Linked DNA regions of Mus musculus: region 2 is linked to region 1. Evidence: chromatin loops called from intact Hi-C (ENCODE). Cell type or tissue: left cerebral cortex. All regions are shown on one strand.

Region 1 (8,000 bases):
CTCCACTACACAGAACACACATGTCTACAACAATCATCTGACACCCTTCTCTATTTTGCAGTCATAAGAAAGAACCCACAGGAAAACTAAAAAGACATTGTAGTGCCACGGAAGTGTTAGTGAACCCCAAAAAACAGACAGGAGCCGATTCAGTGCAAGTTATAGCAGGGCCTTTAATTAGAGTTAGCTTGGGCCCCTCAGCTCACCGCTGACACACAGGATGGAAAGGTGGAAAGGAGCCCCGAACATCTATGCGGTAAGGCTTTATAGAAAGCAGTAAGTGCGGGGGTTGTGTGTGTGTGTGTGTCGGGGGGTGTTCCTAGCCTGGCAAGCATCTAATTGGAAAGCTACTATGGCCTTTAGCATAATTGGCTGGTGCTGGGAATCAAACTGTAAACTTTTATTTCCTCCGCATTGGTGGTCATTAGGCAGGGGGTGTGCTTGTAACCTGGGGAGCAGATCTGGTAGGGTAACTTGGAGGTGCAGGTCTAGCTGGGGTGAACCTAGAGACCAGAGCTAGGTTTTGTTTTGTTTTGTTTTTGAGACAGGGTTTCTCTGTATAGCCTTGGCTGTCCTGGAACTCACTTTGTAGACCAGGCTGGCCTCGAACTCAGAAATCCACCTGCCTCTGCCTCCCGAGTGCTGGGATTAAAGGTGTGCGACACCACCGCTACAACTACAAAGAAGCTCTAGAGCAGCCACGTGTGGGTCACAACCCCGACAGGAGTCACTTATCAGATACTTACATTATGATTCCTAACAGCAGGAAACTGCAGTTATGAAGTAGCAAGGAAAATAATATTACGGTTGGGGGTTAGCACAACGTGAGGAACTCTATTAAAAAGTCGCAGCATTAGGAAGGTTGAGAACCGCTCTAGAGCTTGTGTGTTCCCGAGTCTGCCTTAAAGGATCACTGCTGCAGAAATCCGGAGTCTCCAGTCTGGAAGGGGCGGACACAGGGCAGGAATGCCAATCTCAGTGGAGTCACTGTCTCTGGGGTGCTCTTCTCTCCTCTGTCCAGCTCCTTCTGGTATGCACTGAAATCTGCCTTGCAGGGTTGTGGGCTGTGCAAGACACCAAACACCTCGCTTCCCACCTGCCCACCAGAACAGTGAGCACGTTCAGTTGGGCCTGGCCCTCACTTGAGCCACAGGTCCGCCTTTTAAGATCATTATTGTTATTATTATTTACGTTGTTGTTGTTGTTATTCAGTATTTATAAAACAGAGGTTTCCTAGGAAAATCTTTGCCTATTCTCTTGAATCGTGAGACCGGCAGGTAACGAAGGCCTTCCACCAGCCCTGTAACCACCTGGCTAGAGTTAGCAAATGGGCAATCCTGATGTAGGCATGGCTCTCTGGCTTACCCCAGTCCCTCCTGTACTCAACCCAGCCCATTTCCTTTCCTATGAGTTCCCACCAGACTCCACAGGTAGACATTTGGAAGGCCAGTCCCATCCGTGCTCCAAGTTTTACCAGTGACATGGCCAGGATAGTCCAGTCCCTTCCATACAAACACACACACACTCACACACACACACACACACAATCTCATTTCTCCCATACTGGCTCAAACTCCAGCATAGCTAAGGATAACTTGAGCCGATTCTGTCCACACCTTCTGGGGGCTGAGATCATACATATGTTTGTTGTACCGAACCTGGCATACTTGATTGTGGGGAGAACCATGCTTCATTACAGCTAGGCAAACGTTCTATCCAGCACGTACATCCCCGAGCTATCACATGCCACTTATCTAACTGCCCCATTCCTATGCAAAGTGAGAATAACAGCTCATTTCCCGAACACTGTATTTCCTTCAGAATTGTTATGATTGTCTTTCTAATGTTGGGGGTGGAACCTAAGGCCATGCACAGTGCTAAGCAAGTGGTCTACCACTGCACTATATCCCCAAGTGCAAAGCAGACACTTGGCATACACTAACACACAAGCCTTAGTATCAATGAGGACAGTAAAAGAGAATTAGCGTGCCTGCCCACAGAACTGAATCTCAGTGCTGCTGAAATGACTGATGTGGAGCTATGGACAAGGCCCAGAGGCTAAGAGCACTTGTTGCTCTTGCAGGGTTCCCAGATTCAGTTTCACATACATGTGCATGCATGGGGCACGCACACAGTAGCTAACAACACTCCAGTTATAAGTGCTCCACTGCCCTCTTTTGGCCTCTGTCACTGCATGCATATGCAGGCAAAACACCCACCCATACACATAAAAATAAATCTTTATAAATGAGATAAACCTGATACTAATGAAGTTCCTGTCCTGGTGGTGCCACTTCTGTTCTCTAAACAATAAGGTGCTGGAACTGACTTCTGGGGTGCCATCTCAGCCACCTAAGCATTCTGTGGTTCCATGGTCCTAGACCGTGCTTGGCACTTCCTTCTGGCCCCTTCCCTGGGACAGTGGTGAGCTAACCTGGAGCCGAATTGCCTTCCCACCGGATTAACCTAAGATAGATTTTAAATTGTATTTTTATGTACACTGGTGATCTGTGTGTCTTTGTGAGGGAGGGTGTCGGGTCCCCTGAACAGGAGTTATGTACAGACAGTTGTGAGCTGCCATGTGGGTGCTGGGGACTGAACCCGGGTCCTCTGAAAGGGCAGCCAGAGCTCTTTACTGCTGAGCTCTCTCTCCAGCCCCCGAAGACAGATTTTAAGAAGCAAATACATATATGATACATGCTTAAATCTGTTGTTCTCCTAAAGTCAAGAATATCTGAGGGAGACCATGGTGTTGGTTTCTCCCACCTCATGGGACATTTCTCTCCGGTGAACAAGGCTTTCTGTGGTGGCCATCTGTGGATTACTAGACACCCACAGAGCAGTTCAGGAGACAACTTCTAACGCTCTACAGAGTTCGGAAACAGACCACTGCCCCTTTTGCCTGTTGGGATGAAAGCTGTGGGGGATGGGAGGCGCAATGAGATGTGTTTGGATAAGCTTCGAACAAGGGATAGGTTATCACTGAGAGAAGACATCTGTAGCTAGGTTCCAGGAAGGCTTGAGATGGAGAGGGGACAGTAAACGCAGACAAAATAAAAATAAAATATTCCTCGTGGCTGGTGTGCGGTTAAAGTATCACGAGTTCTTTTACTTAAGGCTATGGTGGTGGACTTTAGAAGAATCTTAGCAAAGATCCCCCAAACACCGCAACCATAGATATTTAAAGACCTATGGCTGTGTTTGAAGGAAGGAACATCCTCAATTTTTTAGGTTACTAGTGCCCTCTGGTGGGCGACCAAGGCTATGCCCCACTGGTGAAGACAGCCAAGCACCTCACCAGTGGTACCTCATTTGTCCACTATGCCTGTTGTATAAACCAGGAGCTAAGGGCTAGAGACATTAAATGGTTTGCCTCAGGTCACCCAGTAAACAACTGGCAAGTCAGGCTTCGCGTCAAAGTTTGCACGAAGTGAAAATATTTCAAACTTTTTTGTACAATCCAGAAATGATAACACCACCCATGCTTTGGATTCTGAAGAAGTTTATTATAGCCAGCAAACAAAAGTACAAAGTTCTGGCAGGCATGGTGATAAACAACTTTAATCCAGACACTTGGGAGGCAAGGACAGATAAATCTCTGAGGTTAAGACCAGCATGGTCTGTATGGTGAATTCTGGTGCATCTGAAGACAGTTACAGTGTACTTACATATAATAAATAAAATCTTTTTTTTTTTAAATGGCTGCTCATACAGGGGTGGTGTGTATGTGCACGTTGCCTCAGGAATCCGGAGATGTTGGATGCCCTGGAGCAAGAGTTAGCAGTTGTGGACTACCAGGCTGCCAGTCCGGAGTCCTGGGACCCGAACTCAATCCCTAGGGAAGGGCATCAAGTGTTCCTCACCCCTGAGCCACCTCCCCAGTCCAGCACAGTAATGACTACTCTTAGGTGCTTGCTGTTTCCCATCCTCCTTGTTACAAATTAGGGACCAACTCTGCCAAGACAAGGAGTTTTAGAGGAAACAAGGAGGGTCTCCTTACTCCCAGAGTCCCACCTAAGCTTAAACAGTATATGGCAATTTACCACAGGTGCATGCACGTTTTGCACAAACTAAAGACTCCCAATTAGGGCAGTAGAAGTTTAAAGCCTCTACAACTCAAATGTTTTGCTTACTGCCTACTAATGAGTTTTTCCCCCCAAAGGTAGAGGCCCAGGTTGAGTTGAGGTCAGACAAGGTCATGGATCATTTCCTGTCTTTGCAAAATGAAGATGATCAAGTCATGACAAGGTCATGTTAGCCTAAAAGACATCTTTTTACAAGCTGTGCTCTAAACCTAAAACAAGCAGTTGCTCTGCTTACATGTTCTCTGTGAGGTGGTTTTTGTTGCTGAGACAGGGTTTCTCTCCGAAGGCCTGGTGTCCTGGAACTCTGTCCATACACTAGGCTGGCCTTGAACTCACAAAGATGAGCTTGCCTCTGCCTCCTGGGTGCTGGGGTTAAAGGCTCGTACCGCCATCACCCAGATAAAAAGAATTGTTAATTATATGCATGTGTTACTGAGCCAGAGGCACTGGATCCCTGGAGCTGGAGTAACAGTGAGGTGAGTCACCTTACATGGGGGCTGAGACCCAGACACAGGCCTCTGAAGGGAAGTATGCACTGCTAACCACTGAGCCATCTCTTTAGCCCCCAATTTTTCCCCTCTCAATACCACTACAATCTCTTCTCTCTATAGTTACTATTGGTCTCCCCACGTAGCCCACACTGGCCTTCAACTTCAAATCCTCCTACCTCTTCTTTCCAAGCGCTGAGGTTAAAGGTGCATACCAGGTGTGGACCTAGGTTTTAATTCACCTTTTTCAAAAAGTTATTTTTGAGTCAGAGTTTTACTACATAACCCTCACTGGCCTGGCACTCAGTCTGCATGCTTCTGCTTCTCAATAGCTAAAACTAAAGGCATGCACCACCACGCCTGGCTTCACTCCTAGGTCTCAGGTCCCAGCAGCTAGCTTTCCTTTCGCTCCCTCAGTGCCCACTCCTAAATTGGCTGCGGTCTCCACCATATCTTTTCCAAAACTCAATCACATTTTTATATTGTGATTTATATTTGTCTCAAACATAATAAGGTAAGCCACTGACTACAATTCTTGGACACATACCTGCTGTCTTTATACCTTTAACACCTCATGGGTAACAGACACCAAGTCGGTCTCTCCAGACCATCAGCTTGGGATCGACAGCATTCCCAGCTCCGGCCTCTCGCAGCCTCACTGCGGTCCACTTCTACTGTGGAGCAAACATGGCCACCTAAGACCCTTTTGTGGATTGCCAGTGTCTTTGGGCTGTAGATTCAAGTCCTAGCCTGGCGTGCCACCTTCTCCTTGGTCAACGCCAGTTCTTTCATCCTAGCTACATCCTTAAATGGCAGCTGACTTGAAGGCAGCTTCCAGGCTTTATTTATTGGTGTCCCACTATGTTTAACATCACAAACATGAATCTCCAACTTTTGTCACCTTCAGCTCAGGTGGAGCAGAGTATAACCTCAGTAAACACAATGTCAGGCAAAGCTGAAAGTACATTACAAAGTAACTTAAAGAGCTGGGGATGGCAATGCATACCTGTAATCCTAGGAACTGAGGCTGAGGCAGGAGGATAACAAGTTATATAATTATGCGATAAAAAATTATTTAAGGTTAGCCTAGGCTACAATAAGCAGACCTCTCTACCCAAAAACAAAACAAAACCAAACATACCTTGGTGAGAGGTCACAAGATGTGAAAAGGTTGCCAAAATGAAAGCAACAGAACTGGCTTAGGTCCCACTTTAAAGTCCCAGCCCCCACCCTGTCAGGAAACACACCACCCCATCCCAGGGTTCACACAGGTGGAGCGCACACACTCAGAGGATAGTATTTATTTGGCAGTCTGTGAACAGTGCCCCAAGGTGTGCCATACACAACCACTAAAGGCTGGGGAACTGATTTTAGTGCTATTTAGGTGAACGGCCTCTTTAACAGCATACACACTATCAAGCTAGCCCTCCAAAGAAGAGAGGACCACGGAGTGAAGGCCCTGAGATTCAATATAAAACATTTACACCAGATGGAGTGGCACATACCTTTCATCCCAGCACTTGAGAGACAGAGGCAGGCAGGCAGGCAGGTCTCTGACTTGGAGACCAGATACATATAAAGTTCCAGGCCAACCAAGGCTATATAGTGAAACCTTGCCTAAAAACAAACAAACACACTAGTTATAAAGAGCTCCCATACATTTCATTAATTTTCCAAGAACTCTACTCTCCAAAAAGGTTCATGAGTCACTGCTGGACACTCTAGCAGATGCTGGGGACATGCATGTTTCATGACAAACACTTTGCACTAATCCTGACTTGAAAATACAGTAAGCTCCATTTTTAATATTACTCTGCAGATGTTTCGTTTCTTTGGGAAATGGGAAGCAGAAATGAATACAATTACTCTAATATGCAACTTAGGGAAAAGCTGCCAATGACTTTTAATCACTTCCCCAAATCATGCCAAAGATAACAGAAAATGGGTTAGCTGTACATAAGCAAAATTACCTATTTCCAATAATGACAAAACACAATGAAATGAAAACTGTTTAATCACACAAAAACACAATAAAACCGCATTAAAAGCATTACATAGTGCAAACACCCATGTACAGGGCTATTAACTTAGTGGCACTGTAAAAAGTTACATAAGGACACACGGAAACATTTCCCTCTGGCCTCGTTAGTAAGCTGCCCTTCTTCTCAGTTTATTACCCCTCATTTGCTTCTGCACTGGCAAGTACCAGACTGGGAATGTCATGACACTGCCTCTCGACACACAAGTCGAGCATCTCATGCCACCCACTCAAGTGTATACAGAATGAATTCCTATACAGCAAGACAAGCAAGGAAGTTCCATCAGGGTAGAATGTGCTATCTAGATTTACATGTGCTTCTCAAAGCATCTGGAGACAACTCTTCCTAATCAAGAGCCTAGTGTCAAGGAAAGGACAGGCAGGTGGGCAGAGACTTAAAGCAGGCAACACAGGTTCTACTGAGCAGGCGGTCAGGAGAACCGCACTCACTTCCAGAATAAAGGATTCTCAATATAAACCTCAGAGCACAGTCGACCAAGACCACTAGCTTCCTCCATCTTCAAGGCAGTCAGAGCTTTTAAGAGTTGTTCCTCCATAGTCGCCACATCAAACTGAGGTAGAAACGGGTAGCTGTGTGTGTTGGCTTTACAGGTGAGAAAAACTGTAGGTTACAACTTCCAGAGTAGGACACAAGCTGCTGGCTAAGGCGGCCTAAAGCGCTGCATCTCCTCCTGTTTTCTTTTAGGGGGTCGTTCTTACTGAAAGGGAAGTGAAAACTATGGGCAGGAAGAGGGGGAAGATTAACCTCAAATTCCTTAGTGTTCAAACAAACCAACACCTCCACAAAGGAAGCCAGACAGCTGTGCCCTCCCAGCTTCCCCACCTCTCTGTTGGAGCTCGTAGGCAATTCTGTAACCACAACACTGCTCAGGACAGGCTCAAGGAGGACCCTACATAAGTACACTGTACTTCTAAACATCCAAGGTGACAGATGGCCTCTGGCATAAAAGCAATGTCCAAATGCAGCTAACTCAGAAATAGGAGACCATAAAAACGGTGAGGAGGGAGGGAGAATGAAGGGAAATGTTTACACACATCAAATACTTGCTGTTTAAGAACACAAAGCACCTTTAGGTAACAAATTAAATGCTCGTATTGGCCCTCAAGTGTCACAACACAATGCTAATCTTCAGTAAAGCGTTTGCCAAGCTCTAAAAACCACTGAAGCAACTACTTGCCCTCTTAGCTTATCTCTGACTCTGCCCACTTAAGAAATGGACTTCTACTGTGCTGTGCTCCTAGATGGGACTGAAGGAGGCGCCTATGCAAAGACACATAAGCAACACCATGGATATGAGATCATTTTTGGTAACATCAGTTACATGGGCGTGGTGGTAGAAAGGCAGACATCTGTGAGTTTGGGGACAG
Region 2 (8,000 bases), 220 kb before region 1:
ACTTAACCCAAAGGACACTATAAAGAAGGAAAAGGCCCGGGAGGGGGGCAGGGAGAGGGATAGACATGAGATGCACAGAGGGCAGAATGTAATATGGCAGGTTGAAATCCAATTAGCTCAATAAAACATTAAATGTAAGTAGATTAAATGCTCCAAAGACAAAGATTGTCACGTTGGACAGCAACAGTTGAAGACTTCAATACCCAGTACAAGAGAAAGAGAGAGAGAGCTAGAGAGAGAGAGAGAGAGAGAGAGAGAGAGAGAGAGAGAGAGAGAGAGAGAATCAGAGAAAATGATGCAGACACAAGCAGCTTCAACCACACTACACACCGCTTGGGCCTGAGAGATGTATGAAACAGTCTTTTTCACCAGAACACGTGTTCTTCTCAAACAATCATGAAGCATTTCCCAGGACCACCCTATGCTAAGCCAGGAAACAATCCTCGACTGCACTCATGGGCATTTATGTCGGAAAGTGTAAACTTATGCTTAAACAAGACCCTGCTCACAAGCGTCCCCAGCAGCTATGGTGGTTTGTATGAAAATGGCCCCCATAGACTCATAGGGAGTGGCATTGTTGGGGGTGTGGCCTTGCTGGAGTGGGTGTGAAGCGCATTTCAGGCCCAGTTTCTCATTCTCTCCCTGCTGCCCGTGGAACCAGATGTAGAACTCTCAGCCCCATCTCCAGCACCATGTCTGCCTGGACAGCACCATGCTTCCTGCCGTGTTGATAATGGACTAAACCTTTGAGCAGTAATCCAGCCCCAATTAAGTGTTTTCCTTTATAAGAGTTGCCATGGTCATGGTGTCTCTTCACAGCAATACAACCCTGAGACTGCAGCTTTGTAATAGCCAGAAGCTTAACACAAGACATCCTTTCACAGGACAATGTTTATGCAGACCACATTTTATAAATACTATTTTGAAACACCTGACACCGCTCTGGCTCCTACTCTTGTGAGCATCCCACTGGCAACTCGTGTGCATCTACGCACAGAGAAGTGTGAACTTCCAGAGTTTCCTTTCTTCTCCCCCAAATGACTCTCAGAGAGGTGCACGCAGCAGAGGCTCCTGGTGTGGGGTTGGGGAACAGTGTGCATGTGATTCTGGACAACTCCCTTCTTTAGTGGCAGGTGGCAGCCACTCTGGTCCTAGGAAGTGGGCACTTCACAGAGGGTCTTGTCACCTGCTCTTCTGTAAGTTTTCACCCTCCACACTGAGATACAAAATGGCCCCATACTATTACATTTTTTGTAATAAAATCAGAAAATTAAAACTAACTCTATATTGATGTTATTCATATGTTTCCCTCTAAAAAATACAAAATTTGGAGGCTGGAAAGATGGCTCAAGAGGTAAGAGCATATTAGCTGCCCTTCCAGAGGACCTGGGTTTAATTCCCAGCACCCATATATAGAGGCTCACAGTTGTCAGTAACTTCAATTCCAACATGTTCTTCTGGCCTCTGTGGGTACCAGGCACACATGTGGTCTACAGACATACATGCAGGCAAAACAGCCAAGTACATAAAAAATAAAAATATTTTTAGAAATACAAGACATTATGGTGGTCATTTTTAAATGTATAATATTTAGTCCCTTATATTAAATGTCTACCAATAGAATGTCTAGGTTGGTGGGCTTGAACATTGAAGCTATTTTGTTTTGTTTTATATGTTTTGAGACAGGGTCGTGGGTATCCCAGGGCTACTTCAAACTTGCTACATCTCCAGATACATTCAACCTAAAATTTTAGTTTTTTTTAAATGCCAAAATACCCTCTGGGAAAATCATGTGGATGTATCTTTCTACTACTGTTCACCTAGTGTGTTAGGGTTTAGTTTCGTTGTTGTGAAGAGATGCCATAACCAAGGTAACTTTTATAAAGTGTAACATTGAATTTGGCCTGGCTTACATCTTCAGAGGTTTAGTTCTTTATCAAAGGGTGAGAAGCATAGAATTGTTCCGGCAGAAATGGAGTTAGGAAGGAGCTGAGAGTTCTACATCCTGATCCATAGGCAGCAAAGAGGAGACTGTGTGTCACCCTGGGCATGGCTTGAGCATATGTAAGACCTCAAAGCCTGCCTCCACAGTGATAGACTTCCTCCAACAAGGCCACACCTACTCCAATAAGACCACACATTCTCACAGTGTCACTGCCTATGGGCTAAGCCTCCAGACACATGAGCCCTTGAGGGCTATACCTATTCAAACCTCCACACCTAGGAACACTGCACCAGGAATCATTTTAAAGAATCAGCTAAGATTCAAGTTTTAGAAGTGAGTTTCAGAGCCACCAAGGTGGGTCAGTGGATGCTTGCTGCACAGACCTGATAATCTGAGTTTGAACCTCAGAACCCATGTTAGAAAGAAAGAACACTCTCAAAAGTGGTCCTCTGATCTTTACATGCATGCTCTGACATGTGTATACCTGCACATGCATTCTCTTTCTCTCTCTCTCTCTCTCTCTCTCTCTCTCTCTCTCTCTCACACACACACACACACACACACACACACACACACACACACACAAGAAGGAAAGGAAAGAAGGAAGGAAGAGAGAGAGAGAGAGAGAGAGAGAGAGAGAGAGAAAGAGAGAGAGAGAGAAAGGGAAAGGGAAAGGGGAAGGGAAAGAGAAAGAGAAAGAGAAAGAGAAAGAGAAAGAGAAAGAGAAAGAGAAAGAGAGAAAGAAAAAGAGAAAGAAAGAGAGAAAGACAGTCTCAGATCAGGCTGGAGTGATGGCTCAGCAGTTAAGAGCACTGGCTGCTCTTCCTGATGACCCAGGTTCAATTTCCAGCACCCACATGGCAGCTCACAACTTTCTTTAACTTCTGTTCCAGGGAATCTGATATCCTCACACAGATACGTGTGCAGTCAAAACACCGATGTACATAAAATAAAAATAAATTGTTTTTTAAAAAGAAAGAAATTCAGTCCCAAGGGTGAAGTGTCCATCTGAGGACAACCCAATAGTGAGTCACTATCTAAAACATGAAAATACAGACAGGGGAGCTGGAGAGATGGCTCAGCGGTTAAGAGCACTGACTGCTCTTCCAGAGGTCCTCAGTTCAAATCCCAGCAATCACATGGTGGCTCTGATCTTTACATGCATGCTCTGACATGTGTATACCTGCACGTGCATCTGTAATGGGATCTGATGCCCTCTTCTGGTATATAGGCATGCACACACTATATACTTAATGCACATAATAAATAAGTCTTTAAAAAAATACAGACAGACAGACATCCCAGAGGCTACTTTTAGGCCTGTGACTTGGAGTAAGAATGCTAATACCACCTGTTGACCTGCCTTTGTCCTCCCCATTAGTAAACCTGCCTGGTGCTACAAAAAGAAGCTCCTCTCCAGAAGATGGTGGACCTTGGCCTCTGGGGCTCTGGGGCTATGGGGCACCTGCACACACATCCATGTGGCCTAAATGTCCAGACCAAGGCCAGTGGGGCCTCTGGGCTTCCATGCTAAGTAAGAGCCCAGAAAAGGCCAGCGACTAGAGGAAAAGAGTGCAGGGTTAGACAGCAGCAACCTGGACCTTGATGGATCTGCCTTTGGTTCGCTGGGGGAGCTCATTTCTTCTTTCTTTGGTCCTCAGTGAACTGATTTGTTAGTCTAGGCTAGATTTTGCAAACAACAGGTAAATGACCAATCAGTGAATAAGTTGTTCTCTTTGCTGAAGTTGTGTCTGGCTTTTCTTTATTTTTCCTCTAATGGGAAAAAAAGAATAATAACAGAACTGTCCAAATGCATTATACACAGCAAGGGTAGACATGGTTTCTCGAACCTTCTCTACACAGGATATCCTGGACTGCTGTGTCTATTGTAAATGTATTTCTCACAGGTGGTCTTAGGCGATGAGGCTTGAAAGCTGCTGGCTGAGAGGAACCCCGGGGTTGCCCAGGCTGGAGCTCTCAGCTGTGATCCACATTGATGTGGATGTCTGGAGAGACTTTCTACTTCAGACAAAATCAGCACAGCATACTCAGGGGTGCCCGGGCGGGGCTGAAGAGCCGGTGAACGCGACAATGTCCCTACAGAGACACTAGATGGCGCTACAGCTCCAGGTAAGGTTGACTGCATCTCCCCGCGGGAGGGTCTGAGCTCAAAGGACCCGTTGCTCTGGTGGGTACGGAGAGAGTAGCTGGCTGACGATAGAGAGCGGACCTCCTCTGCCTGTGCCCAGGGCACAGTACTGGGGCTTAGAAATAGACTGACTTAATAGGAAAACCCTCACTGAGCCCTTCAAAGTCAGAATGAGATGCCGCGTGATTACTACCTCTACTCGCCCCAAATGATGGGGTGCATAATAGAGCTGAAGAATCACGCAAAAAGGCTGCATAAGGGGACTACTCTACCTACGCTGGGGTGTACAAATCTGTCCCAGAAAGTAAGGCTCCCTGGTACTTGTAGACACTGGTGTCGACGATAGGGGGTGACAGAGCGCTGATGCTAGCATCAATGGGAGCGTCTCAAAGGCATAGGCAGTAAGGAGCCTCCAAGGCTTGTCTGTCCTTGAAGATAAATTCCAACTATCAAAGCGGAGGCCCAAAAGGACTAGCTGGAGCTGGCTCAAACATGCTCATGAGAGCAGATAGCTATATTTCGAAGACGTGTTGCTAAATATAGCCTTCGTTAAAAATTTACAACTAAATACATTAAAAATACGGCAAGCACTAAAACTCCTAATTTTCTAATGATTACGCTACAATCTAGTGTCACTGGGGATTTTTACATTTACTGTCTCTGTTGCTTGGGACTGCTCTAACTGTTACCACATGCAGTGATGGTACTCTGCCAGCTAGACACTGGCGGTGGAGGGAGACTAGACACCACCGAAACAATTGAGTGCTAGACATCAGGGCTGTGGTGTCAGCCGGCTGCTGCTGCTGCTGCTGCTGTGGAGAGCAGAGAGCTGAGCCAGCTAAGCATTTGCCAGCACACCACTAGGGCCTTCTTCCTCTACTCAATTCTTCCTTCTCGGAATCCACCCAACCAGCCACCCCCATCCTGTTAGACTAGGAGAGTCTTCTTTAGAAGCATGGGGGTTGGAGGCATGGCTGAGAACACTTCATGGCCTTCCGTGGCCAGGCAGGCATAGGGAGAGCTTAGGTCAGAGACTGGGTTCGAAGCTGGAACAAGCTCTTCTTTGCCCTCCCAGGACTTGGGCATCTGTGGCACAGGTGGAAAAAGGGAAGCCATGGAGACGGTCTAAGCAAAATGCTAAAGCCTTGGCACAGGAGCGAGGCCTGTGCCCAGGTGGCAGAACCAGGGCTTAGAAATAGACTTGACTTAATGGAAAATTCCTCACTGTTCAAGCCCTTCAAAGACAGGGTCAGACTGCTTGTGAATGCTCCTTCCTCCCCAAGTGACTGGACACATACTAGAGAGGTGAATCACACACACAGGACTGTGAAGACTTTGGGAACCTGTTACAGATCCTAGACCCCAAGTTCCCTTGGATATACTAAACTGGAATCCAATTTTTTCTTTAAAGATTTATTTATTTATGTATATGAGTACGCTGTAGCTGCCTTCAGACACAACACCACTACCACCTACCCCAGAAGAGGGCATAGGATCCCATTACAGATGATTGTGAGCCACCATGTGGTTGCTGGGAATTGAACTCAGGACCTCTGGAAGAGCAGTCAGTGTCCTTAACTGCTGAGCCATCCCTCTAGCCCTGGAATCTGAATTTTTAAGCTGATCCCTCAGTGACATGTAAACAATACTAACTGCATAAGCATTAGACTGCATTGGATGCCATCGAGATGGGTATGTCTCACATTATTATTTATAATGCCATACTGTATAGAAATGATCTATATTCAGGGAGCTGGTTATTATTCCCACCGTAAAAAGAATGAGGTGACTTTCAGAAACAGGTGAACATGAAATATGAGCTACAGTGTTAAGGAAAAGAAATAGTCATTCCTAAAACCGAAATTTGTTATCGACCAAGCAACTAATTAAAAATAAAATTAAACCCATACAAAAGAAAACATGAAGGTATATTTTTATAATCTTGAAGTATGCACTCTTGCATAGGTGTGGGCAAACCCACAGTTATAAAAGAAAAGAATACTATGCTTAAAGAATACTCTAGACCATGTATGTAAAAGCCTCATATTGCTATCTAGCAGAGGTTACCTGTGAAGGAATGGAAGTGGGCTGAAGAAATGGCCCTGTTGTTGTGGGCACTCACAGGGAGCCGAGTTCAGATCCATATACAACAAGCTGAGTGTTCAGAGCACACCTGAAACCCCCGGTGTCTGACAAGACCAAAGAGAGGTCCTTTGTCTCATCCTTTCACGGTAGGGCTCATCCGTACTCATTGATTTCTCATATTTTATTCAGTCTTGACTTTTGCACTCTTGCGTAAGTGTGCACGGGAAGATTCAGGGTCTTCCTTCCTCAGTCACACTCCTCTAGAAAGACCCTCAAGGTGTGCCACCTAGATGGATCCAAATCAGGCAAGTCAGGTCAGGCTGACGATGAGGGTGAACCAGCACAGCGTTCGAACAACAGTTAGACACATCACTTTCCACAGCTAACATTCAATTCAGCCTTGGTCTGCAGCTTTAGCCGGGTTCACATTCCTTTCTTGGCCAAACTGCACGTTTGGTTTTTCTGTTCTACTTTCTGCCTTTCCCCGCTGTAAATCGGGTAAGTGCACAGCCTGTATATTATGCCGTCTTGAAACTACCTCCTCCAAAAGTCCCTCACCTCTGAACTCATCCTTTCTCTCGATCTCAGAACATAAAGAGAATGCCACCAGAGGCTCTGCCCAAATGCATCATAAGTGGTGGCGGAGGTGTGTGGGGTTGCTGCTGGCTCGGGTAGGGTTACGTCGGAAGCAGAGAAGGGGCAAAGCCAGTGCTTACCTTGGCTTTTTCCTTTTTAAACGTATTTTTTTTTAAAGATTTATTTATTTATTATATGTAAGTACACTGTAGCTGTCTTCAGACACTCCAGAAGAGGGCTTCAGATCTCATTATGGATGGTTGTGAGCCACCATGTGGTTGCTGGGATTTGAACTCCTGACCTTCGGAAGAGCAGTCGGGTGCTCTTACCCACTGAGCCATCTCACCAGCCCTTTAAACGTATTTTTTAAAAAAAGATTTATTTATGAGCCAGGTATGGTGACGCACACTTTTAACTCCAGCCCTCGGGAGGCAGACGCAGAAGAATCTCTGTGAGCCTGAGTCCAGCCCGGTCTCCATGATAAGTTCCAGACCGGTCACCAGAGGCACCGTAGTGAGCTTCTGCTGGAAGAAAAAGTAAGTGAATAAAATATTTGTTTCTTTAATTTTCATTTTATGTATATGTGTGAGTGCGTGCATATATTTATGTGCACAGTATGTATGCCTACTGTCTTTGGAAACCAAAACTGGGCATCAGATGCCCTGGAGCTAGAGTTACAGGTGGTTGTGAGCTACCTGATGTGGGCACTGAACCCTCCAGGTCCTCTGAAGGAGCACAAAGGCTTTTAACCGCTGAGCATCCTCCAGGGCATCCTTTTCTTCATTTGGTCCATGGTCCTTGCCTTCGACCCTGTTGCTTCCCTGCTGTGTCTGCCAGACTAACTGGTGTGTGTGTGTGGGGGGGGGGGGAGGTCTGAGGATTCTCTGTCTCTGCCTTGAATCTCATTGTAAGAGCACTGAGATCAGAGGCGCACTGCACTGCACCCAGCTTTGCATGGGTTTTGGAGATTCGAGCTTCGAATCTCCTGTTTCTACAGCAAGCACTTGATTCACAGACCCACCTCTCCAGCACCCCAAAGCATTTATTAATCCAATCAAGCTGACAACTGAAATTAGCCACAACCACTTGTATATTTTAATTGAAAAAAATCTAAAACATTGTATGTAGCATGTTGCCATTTGTGTAAAAATACAAGCTTTTTGTTTTTAAGATTTATTTATTATTTACTTATTTGACCAAGCCAGCTCAGCCAGTCAACAGGGTCTCGAGGGAGGGAGTGAGAAT

What was found. A loop is a pair of places that touch in the nucleus more often than their neighbours do. Peaks named below come from ENCODE experiments on the same cell type or tissue, not always from the same donor. Only the 100,000 strongest peaks of a DNase experiment are listed, where the experiment ranks them.
Region 2: a loop joins it to region 1, with 7 times the contacts of the local background. A loop is called at or near these places in 16 of 42 quality-filtered maps.

The regions. Positions count from the first base shown.
Region 1 is chr1:132,979,651-132,987,650 of GRCm38, forward strand. Mdm4 (transformed mouse 3T3 cell double minute 4) reads right to left here. Exons shown (of 11, transcript NM_001302801.1): 11 at 6,455-8,000. Among named protein-coding and RNA genes, the nearest start is that of Gm38687, 12 kb to the left of the region's middle. In left cerebral cortex, CTCF peaks have their summits at 2,232 and 3,284 (motif pointing left); a DNase peak (open chromatin) is centred at 3,254.
Region 2 is chr1:132,754,732-132,762,731 of GRCm38, forward strand. No RefSeq gene overlaps it. Among named protein-coding and RNA genes, the nearest start is that of Nfasc, 17 kb to the left of the region's middle. In left cerebral cortex, CTCF peaks have their summits at 3,171 (motif pointing left), 4,055 (motif pointing right) and 4,438; DNase peaks (open chromatin) are centred at 4,056, 4,449 and 4,902; H3K4me3 peaks cover 459 bases; H3K27ac peaks cover 297 bases.